Regions from separate parts of the Mus musculus genome. Here region 1 is linked to region 2. Evidence: chromatin loops called from intact Hi-C (ENCODE). Cell type or tissue: left cerebral cortex. All regions are shown on one strand.

The links. Hi-C counts contacts between places; a loop is a spot of excess contacts. Peaks named below come from ENCODE experiments on the same cell type or tissue, not always from the same donor. Only the 100,000 strongest peaks of a DNase experiment are listed, where the experiment ranks them.
Region 1: it touches region 2 in a loop (2.3-fold over the local background); 4 of 42 quality-filtered maps call a loop at or near these places.

The regions. Positions count from the first base shown.
Region 1 is chr6:137,554,300-137,562,299 of GRCm38, reverse strand. The region is part of intron 2 of Eps8 (epidermal growth factor receptor pathway substrate 8); the gene reads left to right. Among named protein-coding and RNA genes, the nearest start is that of Eps8, 91 kb to the left of the region's middle. In left cerebral cortex, no CTCF peak of the experiment used is centred here; DNase peaks (open chromatin) are centred at 1,833 and 3,235; H3K4me3 peaks cover 210 bases.
Region 2 is chr6:137,466,720-137,474,719 of GRCm38, reverse strand. No RefSeq gene overlaps it. Among named protein-coding and RNA genes, the nearest start is that of Eps8, 180 kb to the left of the region's middle. In left cerebral cortex, a CTCF peak has its summit at 4,971 (motif pointing right); DNase peaks (open chromatin) are centred at 2,424 and 3,366.

The DNA of each region.
Region 1 (8,000 bases), 88 kb before region 2:
AGGCTGGCCTCAAACTACAGCAATCCTCCTGCCTCAGCCTACTGAGTGCTGGGATCGCAGGCATGCACACCGCCATGTATGGCGTCACTGTTGTTCTTGTGTGTGTGTGATAGGAACGCGTTTGTGTGCACACAGGTGTGCATGCATATGGACCACAGACGGCAGGCAGTCTCAGGATTAGGGTCTCACTGAACTCAGAGCACATCCATTTGGTCATTGCATGGCCAGTGAACTCGCCTGCCTCTATTCACACACCACTGGAGCTCCAGGCACGCACAGCCACACCCAGCTCTTACATGGGTGCTGGGGATCTGAACTCACAAACTCATGCCTCTACAGCAAGTACTTCATTGGCTTCACTGTATCCCAGTCCCTGTCACCAGATGCTTAGAGGGTGGCCGATAATCAGTTTGTTGCTATGGAAACAGCAGAGGGGTGCATTTTAAAATAATAAATAGGGTAGAATGTAGATGCTCCCACCAAAATGAAAAGATCAGACAAAATTATCTCAAAATTAGTGAACTCTGAGCACCAGAAACAATCCCCGTCCTGGAAATACCCCCACGGATAGTTTCTTAAGCTCTAATAATAAATAGATAATTGTCTTTGGACTTAGCATTTTCAAAGGTGTTCCCCAGACATTCCACAAGGTCCCTCAGGATCCGTCATTAGGCATTCCTTCATCCTTTTCTTCTCTTGGTTCCAGTCGTTTCCAGTCACTGTTAAAGCCATACTAGATAAACGTTTGGGACATGCCTGGGATGTCCCAGGACTGCCCATACCCACACCAGTGGGCCACTGCTGTGCCATCCAATACTTGCTTCCTCTAGGATATTGCTCTGACAGCTGCTGCTGGGAAGACAGTTCCATAGGATGTTGCTGGTATCCCAATGACAGTGTTACTAACCTGTGTTCCACTTTCCTATTTGCATGTATGTCTTGCTAGCCCAAATGTTCCTACAGGCAGTGAGTGAATCGTGTTTGCTCTGTATGCCTTCACGCAGGGCACGTGTTATAGGCCATACATTTCCCCTAAATGAGGTGGGTTTGGGGGCCACATAGTATGTTTCGCTCTAGAAAATACTCATTCCATGTATAAGCTGCTATTTCTCTCATAGTTGAGAATAGTTGAGAATATTAAACAGGCATTTTTTTTTCTTTTTCAGTAGCTCACTACTGCATCTGTTGGAAGCATATTTCTTCTGTTTCTGGGGACACTGGCTTCTTAGGCCTTTGAGCCCCTAGAGTCCTCCTATTCTGGTGGAATTATCTGATAATTCTTACTTACATGTTTGTGGCATAATATGTGATTGCTCTCAGGAGCATTTATGGTTTAGTAGTGCTTTCTGGGGAACACAACTGTTTAACTTGAAAGAACGAATTCATTTCCATAAGTGCATTGGCATCCACTGTGCAGCTTGGGTAATGGATATGTTTTAAGGAACCAGGGTGACACTTTGTTGACCCTAGAATCACACCAGGCATGCTGGCTGCCTGGTGTACATTTGCATATTTAGTACCTCCAACTGGGAAGGCATTCCTCTTAGCCTGCCTCTGTGAGGGCTCCTTAGTGGATGCATTTGTGCCCATTACACTGCCTGCTCGGCGCTAATCTGAAGGTCACAGTGCCAGGCGCATTTCAGTTCGCGTGTTATTCTGCCTCACCTCCTCGGATTTTCTCACTTCTTTGGAACTAGAAACACATAATCACAGAACACTTGAGCTAATTCCCCGAGAACTTGTTACAGATCGAGCGGGCTTCTCGGCTGCTGACTGGTGTGTAAGAGGATAGTCTTCTTGCTGAAAGTGAAATTCTAGAGGCCTCAGATGTCTGAACTCTTTCCAGGGTGGATTGCTCAAGAGGAAACAAACTGCACGGTCCTGTATAATTGCTTGTTATTTTGAAGACGGAAATGTTATGTGTATTTTTCTTCCCCAAGGGCCCTGTGGAGGACAGGATCCTGCTAGTGTTTTTAATAGATCTGTTTGATACTGCCAATACACAGAACTCACAAACAAGGGAGGCTCATGTCCATTTGGCTGAACAATGAAATACTGCAGAAGGACTCAATTCCTACTGACAGAAAAGTCACACGGGGAGTTTCAGACGAATGTATGAAAGAGACAGGTAGATCTAGGTTGTGTGTGTGTGTGTGTGTGTGTGTGTGTGTGTGTGTGTGTGTGTGTGTGTGTGTGTGGTGGTGGTGGTGGTAGGGGGAACATGCTCTTAACGTCTTAGTTATCCTAAAAGGCAAGGCTCGTAGACCAGGGCACACTTGGAGACTCAGGGCTTGGAGGTTTGCCTTTATCTATCTGTGTTAAAGTCTTCAACTGTGTTTAGCCTGGGTGATGGTGGATCAGGTATTTCTGTGCCATGTGCCTCAGTTTCCTGTAAATAGAGAGAGTGGCACATGCCTCTTTAGAGGATTTGTGATTATCAACCATATTGAAACATGCAAAGATTTCACGGCAATGGTTGGCACACCTGTGGACCTCACTCTTGTTATTTGTTGCTTCTGTAATGGGCTCTGCACAGTTGACTCAGAGAGAACAGTTGCTTAGGAAATAAAGGCACATGCTTGGGGGTCTGAGGAGATAGCTCAACTGGCAAAGCACTTGCAGAGATCTCAGTCTGATGCCAAGAGCCCGTGTTAAAACAAGCTTGTGTGTGCTTGTCATCCCAGCGCCGAGGGGCTAGGGGAGGATGGGTCCCTCAAACTCGTTGGCTGGTCAGTTCAGACTGCTTAATGAAAACCTACTTTTCCTTCACACAGACACAGAGACACAGACTGACAGGCAGACAGGTATGGACACATGTACATACCCCCCTCCCACACACACACATTCACACATACCCCTACACACACATACATCTTCCCCAAACAAAGAGGAAAATTTTCAGAGCTAAAAGCAATTTAAATTTTGGCGGTAAAGACTATCTGGGTTTTTCTTTCTCCATGAGAAATTATGTTATAAAGAGGAAAGCACGTGAGCACCCAGTGGTGTGCTGTCTTAAGTATCCTTTGGCCATGTGTGTTTGGCTGAAAGTCTTCGCCCTCGGAACCAGGCATTGCCTGTTTGAGGAATGCTGTCTGCTTTGAAAGCCAGCTCCGAGGAGTTCACTTGGTTTTGGCCGTTTGGGTTAGGTTCTATGTTGTCTAATCAGAACTGGATGGGGATGGTGCCGGTGTGCAACTCCCTTCCAAGAAAAACACTGGGTGTTTCAGGAAGTGGGCGAGTGAGTCAGCGGACTGCACTTTTCCTCTGAGTCAGTCTCGGACTTGCTGGAAACAGGCTTGACTTTCACCCAGAGTTCTGCTTTTCCGATCGAATGTTCCATCGGGGTTGACCTCGTACCACGCTGACAGAAGGCTTTGTTAGTGTGTGCGCTCACACGGAGTGTCTTAGTGAGTGTGCCCAGTGAGTATTTAAAAGAAAAATCTCAATTCAAACCTACATCCTTAAACTAGTTTCGCCTCCGTGACAGTTTTGCTTCAAGCAGGGTCATGGAGAGTGGTTCTTCACTGCAAGATTTAAAAACCCTAACTTCATGCTGTATGGTTACTGAATGGAAGAATGAGGTATGCCCCAAGGTATGGCTGAGGTGGTTGTATTGAAGACATGAAGGAGATCGGTCAGATGTCCTTACTATTGACTTCCTTAGGGAAATCTTTTAGAGAGAGATGGAGGCAGGTGGAGAGATGGTGCAGCGGTTGATAGCAGTTCCTTCACTTCAGGAAGACCTGAGTTTGATCCCCAGAACCTACACTGGGCAGCTCCTGAGCTCAGAGAGACATACCTGGCTCTGGTCTCCTAGCACTGTCGCAGGAAAGAACAGAGTCAGTTCTTTTCTAAGAGTAAACTGCTGTAATTTGAGTCCTGTAAGGTCTGCAAAGCCGGTCAGGTAGCTGTGGGGCTTTGTGGGTAGTTGTCTTAGTTAGGGTTTTACTGCTGTGAACAGACACCATGACCAAGGCAACTCTGATAAGGACAACATTTAATTGGGACTGACTTACAGGTTCAGAGGTTCAGTCTATTATCATTGAGGCAGGGACATGGCAGCATCCAGGCAGGCATGGTGCAGGAGGAACTGAGAGTTCTACATCTTTCATCTGAAGTCTACTAGCAGAAAACTGACTTCCAGACAGCTAAAATGAAGGTCTTAAAGCCCACACCCACAGTGACACACCTACTCCAACAAGGCTATACCTCGAAACAGTGCCATTCCCTGGGCCAAACACAAACAAACCATCACATGATGTGCCTACCCTTTTCATTTACACTAGTAGACTGATAATTTTTCTTTTCTTTTCTCTTCTCTTTTCTTTTTAGTTTTTTAATCTTAAGCACTTGGGCTTGGGTTAGCTGGAGGCGTTGGTTTTTCTTTCTGGCGCATAGTCATTGTAGGTCCTCCCCACACCCTCCCCCATTTCCTCCCAGTCAGGGACAGTGCTGGCTGCTGGCTTCTCTGAGGTTTGAACAGTTGCTTCTGAGATTAAGCACCATTCCTGTAATGTGTCCCCCATATCTTATAAAAATCTGAATGCTGGTTTATTTCCTAGAAAAATTTCCACTTTATCATCTTGGAATGGAATGGTTTGGCCCTTGGCAGAGCAAAGAGTTCTCAGCTAAGGACTTTGAGAATGGTACTGTGAGATTCTCATGTCTGCCTAGGAGTGAAAGTTTTTATAAAACAAAAGATAGAATCTCCAGCAGCTACACACTGTGTTATAGGCAAGCTTTGTGGAGACCCAAGAGAAGAATGCATCTTTCTATGTTTTCCCCTCACTCCAGAGATCAGTGGACATGCATGCGCACCTCCTACCTGATGTTTTACCCTGCTCTCTACTGGCAGATGATCTGTGCAGGTAAACTCCTGAGCAGCAAGCGAACAACTAGGTTAGCCTGTGGCTTTTGCTAGGTCTAAGGAAGTGTGAGGCTGCAGCGCACCCTTACAGAGAGGCCCCAGTGCCTCATTTGATCAGTGCTCAATGGGAGCCTGTGAGTGTATGTGACATATCCAAGAGCAGAGAAGGGAACTCGCTGAAAAACCAGGGATAGTGTTGGCTTCCTCACCCCACATTCTTCCTAACCCCATGGGTGTCCAAAATGCCCCCCCATGATGGACTGGCATATCCTCACATTTGGGGTTCTGCTGGGATTACACATATCACCAGACAGTGAGGAAAGCTGGAGAGGGAGAGGATATAATTGCAGGGGTGTGCTGGTTACTCTTGAGCCACGGTGACTGGGCTATCCCACTGAAACTACTTAAGGTGACTGGGCTATCCCAATGAAACTACTTAAGGAATGGAGGGTTTACTTTGTCTCAGAGTCTCAAAGGTTTTCTGTCCACACAGGGAACGCATGCAGGAACAATCGAGTGTAGGAGTCTGTGGCAGAGACTGTTGATATCAAGGAGGGCCAGAAGGCAGAGTGAAAGGCTAGAACCCGGAGAGATAACAGCTTTCAGATTCACACCCTTAGGCACCTACTCCTGCTTGCTAGGCTTCACCTCCTAGCAGCTCAACATTGTGCATATGCGCACATATATACACATGCACACACATATACACATGCACACGCATATACACATGCACACACACATGTACACATGCACACATACATACATACACACTCATATATACACATAATCACATGCACACACATATACACATGCACACACATGTACACATGCACACACACATACACATGCACACACATATACACATGTACACATGCACACACATGTACACATGCACACACATACATACATACACACTCATATATGCACATAATCATATGCACACACATATATACATGTACACACATATATATATATATACATATATACACATATACATACATACATACATATTGACACAGCACCATCAAAGTTTCGAGAAGTGTTAAAAATGTAATTTAGTCAAGTAACTCATAGAAATAATTTTCTTTTTTCATCTTTTTAAAAATTAGATATTTTCTTTATTTACATTTTAAATTTTGTCCCCTTTCCCCATTTCCCCTCTGAACACCCCCCCATCCCATCCCCCTTCCACCTGCTCACTAACCTACCCACTCCCACTTCCCTATCCTGGCATTTCTCTATACTGTGGCCCTTCACAAGACCAAGGGCCTCTCCTCTCATTGATGTCCCACAAGGCCATTCTCTGTTATATATATGGCTGGAACCATGGGTCCCTCCATGTACTCTTTGGTTGGTGGTTTAGTCCCTGGGAGCTCTGGGGGTACTGATTGTTTCATATTGTTGTTCCTCCTATGAAGCTGCAAACTCCTTCAGCTCCTTGGATCCTTTCTCTAGCTCCTTCATTGGAGACCCCGTGCTCAGTCCAATGGATGGCTGTGTGCATTCACCTCTGTATTTGTCAGGCACTGGCAGAGCCTCTCAGGAGACAGCTATATCAGGCTTCTGTCAGCAAGCACTTGTTGGCATCCACAATAGTGTCTGGGTTTGGTAACTGGATATGGGATTAATGGAAAACTCCAACACAAGGAGGAAAACTACACCTTAGAAATAGCAAGAAAATAATCTTCTTTTAACAAACCAAAAAGAAGATAGCCACATAAATATAATTCCAACTCTAACAATAAAAATAACAGGAAGCAGCAATCACTTTTCCTTAATATCTCTTAATATCAATGGACTCAATTCCCCAATAAAAAGGAAATGTTTTCAAAACAGCAGTTTGGGGAGCTATGGCTCTGTGGCTGTTTTACTTCATTAACTAGTATCATAAACGTTTTAGATACACGCATTGCCCAGAATCACTCATTTGTCCCCTTGCTTTGCAAGCACGCCACTGAAAAGCTGGGAGTAAACACCAAGGCTAGGTCACCAAGCCACCGTGCCCTTTCAGAACTCTTGCTCTTGTGAAATCCCAGGGTCCTCGTTCTTCATCTTGAACCACGCCTGCCTTCATCCAAATTCTCTTCCTAGCCATCCTCGGTGCCCCTCACCCCTGCTATGACGGAAGCTTACACAATCCAGGGCTCTAGATCGTCAGACCCTTTCCAAGCAGTCTGTGGAATCTTGTGTGTAATAAATGAACCCAGCCTCTTGTGATAGTCGTCTGTGTGGTGGACTGGTGGAGTTTATTCCACTGCAGTGTTTATTAGTAGCTCCAGGCGTGGGACTTGTCACTAGACGTGGGACTTGTCACTAGAAGCCTGATTTACCCTCTGAGTCTGGCAGAGATGTGCTTTTATTTAATGGGATTCCTGTGATCCTGGCAGATGATCATACAAGTGAAAGATCCTCTTCCTCCTCTTCCTCTTCCTCCTCCTCTTCCTCCACCTCTTCCTCCTCCTCTTCCTCCTCCTCTTCTTCCTCCTCTTCCTCCTCTGTGTTACTTTTGTTTGCAGCACAAGTAAAATTTAGTTCCCTTAGTGTATTGATTTCATAAGCCAATTTGGCTGAAAATCAGACAGTTTTCTTACTAAATGGTACCCAGTTCATGTAGCAGACGCTTGGAATTAATTTAGAAGGATTTTTGTTTAGAAAAGTTGACAACTTGTAATTCTTTTTAAAAATGACGCATTGCCTTTTAAATATTTATTTTGTTTTAATTATGAATGTGTATGTATGTGTCTTAAGTTGGTATGTAGCACATGTGTACAGGTGCCCACAGAGGTCAGAAGAGGGCATAGCATCTCCCGGAGTTGAAGTTACTGATGGTTATGAGCCACCATGTGGGTACTGGGATTAAGCCGAAGTCTTCTGCAAGAGTGGTCAGTGCTCTCTCCAGCCCTGACTTCTTATTCTTAGATTCCTCACTTTAACTAGAACGTTATGCATTTCTTCCCAAGTTCTTCATCTTTTGCCTTTTTCTCAGTAGCTTAGAGATGGGAATTATGGGTATGGAGAGAAAGAAGGACTTGCTTAGAGATACTTCCCATGTTCCCTCCTCCTGCTGGCCTAACATAGCCTGCTTACCCCAACATGTCGGCCTGCACCCCATGGACAAAATCCACAGTGTGAC
Region 2 (8,000 bases):
TTCACATCTTGAGATATGTTGAGATGCTTTAGAAAGTTAATGTGCTACCTGTCCATCAGACAGCAGAGTTGACAACTTGCATTGAGAGCCAAGATGCATCCTGCAGAGGCATAGAGCCTTTAGGTTGCTGCTGCAAGTAGATGAACCAGTAGTCCAGGACTCCTACTAGGCCCAGAGGACCCTGCTCTAGGCTGATGCTAAGGGTCTCTTGCTTCATATGTAGTTCTAGGCACCAGGAGTGTGCTATTTTCTTAGCTTGCTGTATAAAAAAAGCCCAGAAACCATATTTTCTCATATGCATGGGTATATAAGTTATGAGAGGGGGGTATGTATGTGTGCTCATGTGCCCCCACAATGCAGTTACCACTGAGTCTGATACTATTATCTCAGAAATGAACTAGAGGGTCTTATAATCAATAAAATAAAGAACTAAAGCCTCATCTTTTTCTCTTTTTCTCTCTCCCTCTCCCCTTCTTCTCTCCCTCCTTCCCCCTACTCTTACCCTTTCCCTTTCTTCTCCCCCTTTCCCTCTGTGTGTTTGTGTCTCTCTGTCTCTCCCTCCCCACCTCTGTCTCTCTGTCTCTCTCTCTGTCTCTCTCTCTCTCTCTCTGTCTCTCTCTCTCTCTCTCTCTCTCTCTCTCTCTCTGTCTCTCTCTCACACACACACACACACACACACACACACACACACACACACACACACACACACACTGAAAACTCCATGGTCTTTGAGTTTTTCACCTTTCACTGTCCCTTGTTCTGAGCTGGTATCACAAACTAAGCACTTCTGTCCTGCCATTTATTCTTATTAAACAAGGTGTGAATGGTATTTTGCTGAGTATTTTAACACATATTTCTATTTTATAAATGAACAAATTAGAAGTCCAGTAAGCTAAGTAGCTTATTTTTAAAAAGTACCCAGTAAGAAGGAAGAACAGCTAAATTTGGACTTAGTCCCTTGGTTGCCTATTTAACTGCAGATTCTTTGAAGTCAAAGGTCAGTATATAAAAAGGTGTTAGCAGAAAATGTCCTTTTTTCTTGGGAAAGAATTTTGTTATGTAGCCTTGGGACTCATTATGTGCCCTGGCTGACCTTGACCTCATGACAGTCCTCTTGACCGAGCCTCACAAGTACTGAGGTTAGAAGCATGCACCACCATACTGGCTGAAAATGTACTATCAAATGAAATTTCATGTCTTAACCTGAAATCAGTGTCTCTGTTGGATGCTGTAGGGGGGAAGCCTTGGAGCCTCATTTAAAAATTTGTGGCAACTTAGTTTCTCTCCTCACCAAGTCCTCACAATTGAATTTACAAGTAGATTTTGTTCATTGTTTCTTGAAATAGTAACTATTTTTATCGTTGATGTAACAAAATACCAGCCGATAGCAACTTGGTTAGAAGGATACCTTCAGCCTTAGGTTCATACATGTGAACACTTGCTCCCCAGCTGTAGCACATTTGGGGTAGGGGTTACAGGCATGGCCTTGCTGTAGGAAGTGCATCACAAGGCGGGGGTGGGGGTGGGGTGGGGGGCGTTGAGAGTTTAGAACCTCGCCTTACTTCCTATTCCCTCTTTCTTGTTTGTGATTGAAGATATTTCTAGGTTCCTCTTCCAGCCACCTGCTGTCTTGCTTCCTCTGCTGTTATGAACTTCCTAAAATAAACTATCTTCTTTAGTTGCCTTGGTCATGGTATTTTATTAAAGCAACAAAAAAGTTAACTATTCACAACTTAAGGGAGGACAGGTTGTGTTTGGGCTCTCAGTTTGAAGAGGTATGATCCTTCCTGGTGGAGAAGGCATGGCTGCAGGAGAGGGAGGCAGCTGGTAACATTGTGTTCCAAGTGAGAAAACAGATGAATGGGGTATTTGCCTTAATTTTCCCCCTCCCTACCCCCCCTTTTTTTCCTTTACCAGGATTCTGGCTCATGAGAGGACACCATCAACCTTCACAGTGGCTCTTCTCTCCAGCACCCTCAAAGACACACCCCGAGCTGTGTCTCCTAGGTGACACTAAGTCTGATCAGGTTGACAATGATGGGTAATGATGACATTAGGCATGGGTAAGACTAGGAAATCCAGTCCTGCATCTTAGCCATCCTGTTACCTCTTCAGAGAATGTCATCTGGCTGATAACCCTCTTTCTTTAAAGTATACATGATATAACGTGCCAGCAACCAGGACCAATCTTCGCTAACCCATTCAGTCTACCCCGATGGCAGGACAGCAACGGAAGAGAAATGCATTTGCTGTGAGAGACTATGAGGCTGTTTATCCAGTAAGCTCAGTTTAAGGATCCTGCTCAGCTCTTGGGAGGCAGGCAGTGAAAGGGCTTATTAAGCTTGCATGAATGGAGTGAAGAGAGCTAGCGATCCGACCTCAGGCTCAGGCAATTGCCGTGGCTGTTTCCTGGCTCATGGAGCTCAGCCTGTGCAAAGTGAGAAGGTACCTCTTATGAATAATCCAGTAGCCTGCAGTCAGTACACAAGAGCAGAGTAAACATGGGGAGACAGCGTGAGGATGTCTACTGGCTCATCTTCAAGAGCACGCTACCAGAGGGCGGGATTCACATGTTGAGAGAACTCATTCATCTTGCAGCCATAAAACATAAAGCACGGGAAGATGGCTACTGCTGTTTTATGCTTGAATGGTGGAACAATGGATTTACAGAACACAAATGAAGACAGCTCTTTTAAATCGCCTTGTTGTGTCCAACTTCTTTTTATTTTTTTTTCCGAGACAGGGTTTCTCTGTGTAGCTCTGGCTGTCCTGGAACTCACTTTGTAGACCAGGCTCCTTGAACTCAGAAATCCACCTGCCTCTGCCTCCCAAGTGCTGGGATTAAAGGCATGCGCCACCACTGCCGGCTGTTGTGTCCAACTTCTTGTCGAATTTGTTCAACTGACCTCGAATTTAGGAGGTATTTTACAAACGAGGCCTTAGTCTTCTGAAGTTGTCCACACCAAGCCCAGCAGAGGTGGGGGGTGGGGGGTGCTACACGGGGGGGGGGGGTCGGGGGGAAGGCAGGGGCAGATCTAGTAGATTGGAACGCTCACAGTAAATGTGCCTGGGAGGAACTGAATGCAGCAAGCAGGGGGGCAGGAGAGGAGCAGGGGACACCTTTACCCTTAGGATATCATGCCAGAAGTCTCAGTGAGTGACAGATTTGGAGAACCATATAGAACATGCTTAGTCCTGTCAGGCTCTTGCCTGATGCTCTCTACAATCAACTCTGTGTTCTACCACAGCCCCTGAAAGGAGATAACGCTACTTTTGTATGTGAGAACACTCGCGCTCTGAGATAGCAGGTGACTCTGCCGACCGAGCTGTTCAGTTATTCAGCTCTGCATCCGCAAACTGCCGGGCTCGGTGCCAAGGGCTTTCCATTTAATCCTCTACACAGGGCTGTGGAGGAAGCCTTTAGTGTTCCTGTTACCAAACAAGGAAACTGGTTCATAGGAGGATTAAGTGACATTCACAAATGGGGCCTGCTTACCCCAAGCCTCTACTCTTAACTTGACCCAGGCATGTTTACACAGTAGGGTTGCACAAATTGGCTTCCTCTTAGAAGCAGGGAGCTTTGTTGGCTAGTTAGTTTTGATTCATTTATTTATTGTTTTCAGACAAGGCCTCAAGGAGCGCAGACTGGCCTTGAGTTTGCTACACACTTCTGACCCCTCCTGTTTCTACTTCCTGAGTGCTAGGATTACAGGCATATGTTGGCACATCCAGACTAGACGGAGACCAAAAGCAGGGCTTCATACATACATAAGGAAGTAAGTACTTTAGCATCTCGGCTAAATCTTCAGCCAGCTGTGAGCTTTTAAAAAGAATGTTGGTGTTGGCACGGTGCATCCACACAAGTGGTTTGCACAACTACAGTGTAAATCAGGCCCCAGCATTGCTCTGTAGAAAACCTCTCCCCATGGGTTGCTGGGCACACTGAATGCATGCTGAACAGTATATGCTAGCAGAGAGTTAAAGTTCAAAGCCGAGCCTGGGTAAACACGTCTGTAATTAATATTCCAAAGCCAATGACCATGTGGGGTATTGCCCTGGAGAAACAGAGCCCACCTAGTCCAGGCATTGGGGGTTTGTTTGTTTGTTTGTTTTTAAACCAATCTATTAAAGAAGCTCTGAGTGGCTCTTGGAGACCGTAGAACGCTAACCTAAATTGAAATTATGTGACTAATATATCCTAAATTAATCCAGGAATTGTTTTTAGATGCATATGATTCTTTAAAAGCTCCGTGTGGTTTAAAAACATGTCACACCCCAAGTTCATACACTGAACTCCACCTTCAGTGTTATAATTAGGAGTTGGGGCCTTGGGAAGTAATTATGTCATGAGAGCCCTTATTACTGGGATTATTGCCGCTGTTTAAAAGCCCCAGATAGCTCTGACTTTCTATGCCATTTAAGATAAAGCAAGAAGCCAGTGACTGGAGCTCACAAGAACTGGCCAGATGTCTGGCCAGCAGTCTGTGAGAAATGGAACCTTGTAGTTTATTACCTACTCAGTCTAGGCTACCTTGTTATAGAACCCTGAGCTGACCATGATGTGGTGAGCGATGCTCTATGACCTGACATCTCATACACTATACAACAGAGTCACTGTATCTGCAATGTTCTATAATGCTACACTGCTGACCATTCACGCTTTGCTTTATGCTTTATAGAATTTCTGTTTAAAGGCAAGAGATTATAATATGTCTGGGAGATCAAGGAGCCCTCCTAAGGCTGCGATTTTTTGTATTTGTTTCTTAAGATGGTTTGCTTTTTAGTTCTATTTTTTTTTATTTAGAATACCTTTAGGAATTCCATACATTGTATTTTAATCATTCTCCACACCTTCCCCAATTCCTCACAGGTGCCCACTCTAACTCCATAGCCACCGTCCTTGAGTCCTCTTTTGTAAATGTATTCTGAATTTTGTGCCTATATGTGTGGGTGTGTGCACACGAGTGCAGTGCCAACCGAGGCCAGAAGAGGGCATCAGATGCCCTGAAGCTGGGGTGATAGGTGCTTGTGTGCTACATGGTTTGGGTGATAAAAACTTGAACTGAAGTCCTCAGGAAGAGCATCCAGTACTCTTAACTGATGAGCCATCTTACCATTCCATGCTTTGTGCCTTGACTGCCGCAACAGGTACAACTCCTACTTTTGACAGCACTTAGGATTTTCTGAATGTTCTTAGAACTGAAGAACAGGTTTGTGTCCTCTTGGCTTTGTGCTCCTGTCCCAGGCTGGGCCTCCTTACCATGGCAGATTCAGCATAACCTACTGGGTTCCTGCATATTGCCTGACATCTTCAAAGCTCACCGCTTCCTGTGTGCTGGGGCTTCCACGGATGTGGAACCACCATGACGTGTAGTAACCCAGGAATCTGCACCACAGACAACAGCCTTGTGTGCATCCTTCTGGATCTCCTGAGAATTTGGACTTAGTGAGAAGCGTTGGAAAGCAATAGCAGCAGCACAAACACTAAGAGAAACGTCTATTTCTATAATAACGCTTATCTGCTAAAGATACACTTTTAATCTGTGGCCTTTCCCTCCATCCTTGGTTTGCATCGTGGGTTAACTTTACATGGTTGTTTCACCTTGAATCTTTCTTTTGAGAACTTTACCAGTTACATATCATTGTCCTAAAAAAAAAATACTCCATTAGCTGATGTCATGTAAATGAAGGGCAGATGAAGTGCCGAGCGTAATACTAGGCTCTCAGAGACCACACATATGATTGGAAACAGCTCACTGATGACTGCCAGGCAAGCATGTGTCCTTGGTCCATGTTGTATCTCAGAGATCCAGGCTTCTTCCCATTGGTCTATAGCCAGTCACGTGGCCCCAACTGAGCTGCAAAGGTGCCCTTTTGTGCCTGCAGTTATAGTAAATTCGTCAGATGCTAACAGAGTGTCTCGTGACCCAGAGCTGTCTGAGGAAAGCTGGGGAGATGTATTCACTCTAGACTAGGTTCAGAGGCAGGGTGGGCCTGGCCACTCACTTGGGCCTCTGTGTCTAGTGTGCTGTATTATCTGGATGCTTGCTGAACACAGTGGTGACATGTATCAAGTGGTGACTGACCATGATTCTGTACTCTTCTGAGACTTGAATGTGTGAGTGTGGGTTTTTATTTTTCTGACTTTTCTAGGAAACAAAACGAACCCACTTCTTCCTGTGGCCCACACTGTGTGCGTTCCTATCCTGTCAATAGTAACATGAGCCTCTTATTTTCTCCCCGGCTTTCCCTGGTAGGACGCACACACCTTAGAGCAGGGGCCTTGCAGCATCTGTCTGCTGAACTGCAGCCCTTTCCACAGTACCCGGCATGAGACTGGCTGTGAGTAAATGCGTGGCGCTTTGAATGAGGAACGTCTCTCCTAGGCTCATGTGTTTGGTCCTCAGTTGCTGCTGCTGTTTGGGGATCTAAGGGAACCTTTGGGAGGTGGAACCTGCTGGAGGAAGCACATCACCATGGGTGGGCTTTGAGGCTTTATAGCCTACCTCATTTCCTGCTCTCTTGTTCTGCTTCCTGTGTAGGGATGAAGTATTATTGTTTGCTTCCTAACTTCCAGGACTTGCCTTCCCTGCTATGCTGGACTCTGTCCCTCAGGAAAATTCAGCTAAAATGCCTTTTTCTCCCAGTTACTGCTAGATAGACTTTGCTACATGAACCCTGGCTCGGAATACAACAGGGACTCCATGGGATAAGCAGGGAGGGCTGGGAAGACAGAGGTCCTGGAGAGGCACACAGGGTGCAGAGTGTGGAACGGCACAGGTCAATGCCCCATGCATTGATTCAGGCCTTAGTTTGGAGCAGCCATTATTGTTGGTATTCTGTCTGGGCTCCACCCCCACAGTTACCTGGCAACACCAGGTAAGCTCCGCCCCATGGTTACCTGGCAACAACCAGGTAGGCCTGGCCCAGCTATAACAAGGGCTGCTTGCCCCTTCCTCTCTCTTGCCTCTCTTACCCTTTTCTCTTACCTCTTTCCCCCTTGATCCCCCCTCTCCATTCCCTTCCCCACTCTCTCCACATGGTCACGGCCGGCCTCTACTTCTCTACACTCTCCCTTTATCTGCCATTTTTTGCCTCTACTACCCTCTTAACTGCCGTCTGATGCCCTGAATAAACTCTATTCTATACTATACCATTGTGTGCCAGTCCCTCAGGAGGAAGGGATGCCTTGGCATGAGCCCACCAAGGCACCCCCTTCTCCCATACCTCACCACACCCCCATAGAACATATCTTAATATCTCATTATCTTTTTGTAATCACAACGATTATACCATACACAGAGCTAAAGCAGAGCACATATCACTGAATCGAACAGGTCCTTGCTCCCAGGTACTGCACAGTCTAGCAGGGGGGTTCTGGCATCATACCACAGCAATAGAGAATGGAGCTAGAGCAAAGAGCTATCTATCTATCTATCTATCTATCTATCTATCTATCTATCTATCTATCTATCTATCTATCTATCTATCTATCTATCTATCTATCTATCTATCTATCTATCTATCTATCTATACATATACATATACATACACATACACACACACACATATATATATATATATAATTTTTTTTCTTCAAATTGGAAGCTTGTCCTCTGTATCATTACCTGGAGATGAAACTGGTAACTCTGTCCTATTCGAGATTATCAGTGACCAGTGTGAATGGGAAGCAGCATGAAGTGGTGGGAAAATGGCTTTGAGGCTGGAGAGAGCTGGGTCAGAATCTTACATTTGCCTCTTTATAATTCAGTGTATGTGGGGCAAGTGGACCATGCCACCAGGCAGAAGAACTGGTAAGGGTGAGTGAACCCAAACCCCATGAGTAACCGAGAACAGTAGGAGTGGGGGCCCACTCCCGCCTAACTTTACCTGCTCTGAAACACATAACACAGCGCCCCCCCCCCGAGAGGACCACAACAATCATTCACACAGGAAAAACACTTGAAGTTGTCCCCCCATGCAAATAGAACATCACTAGA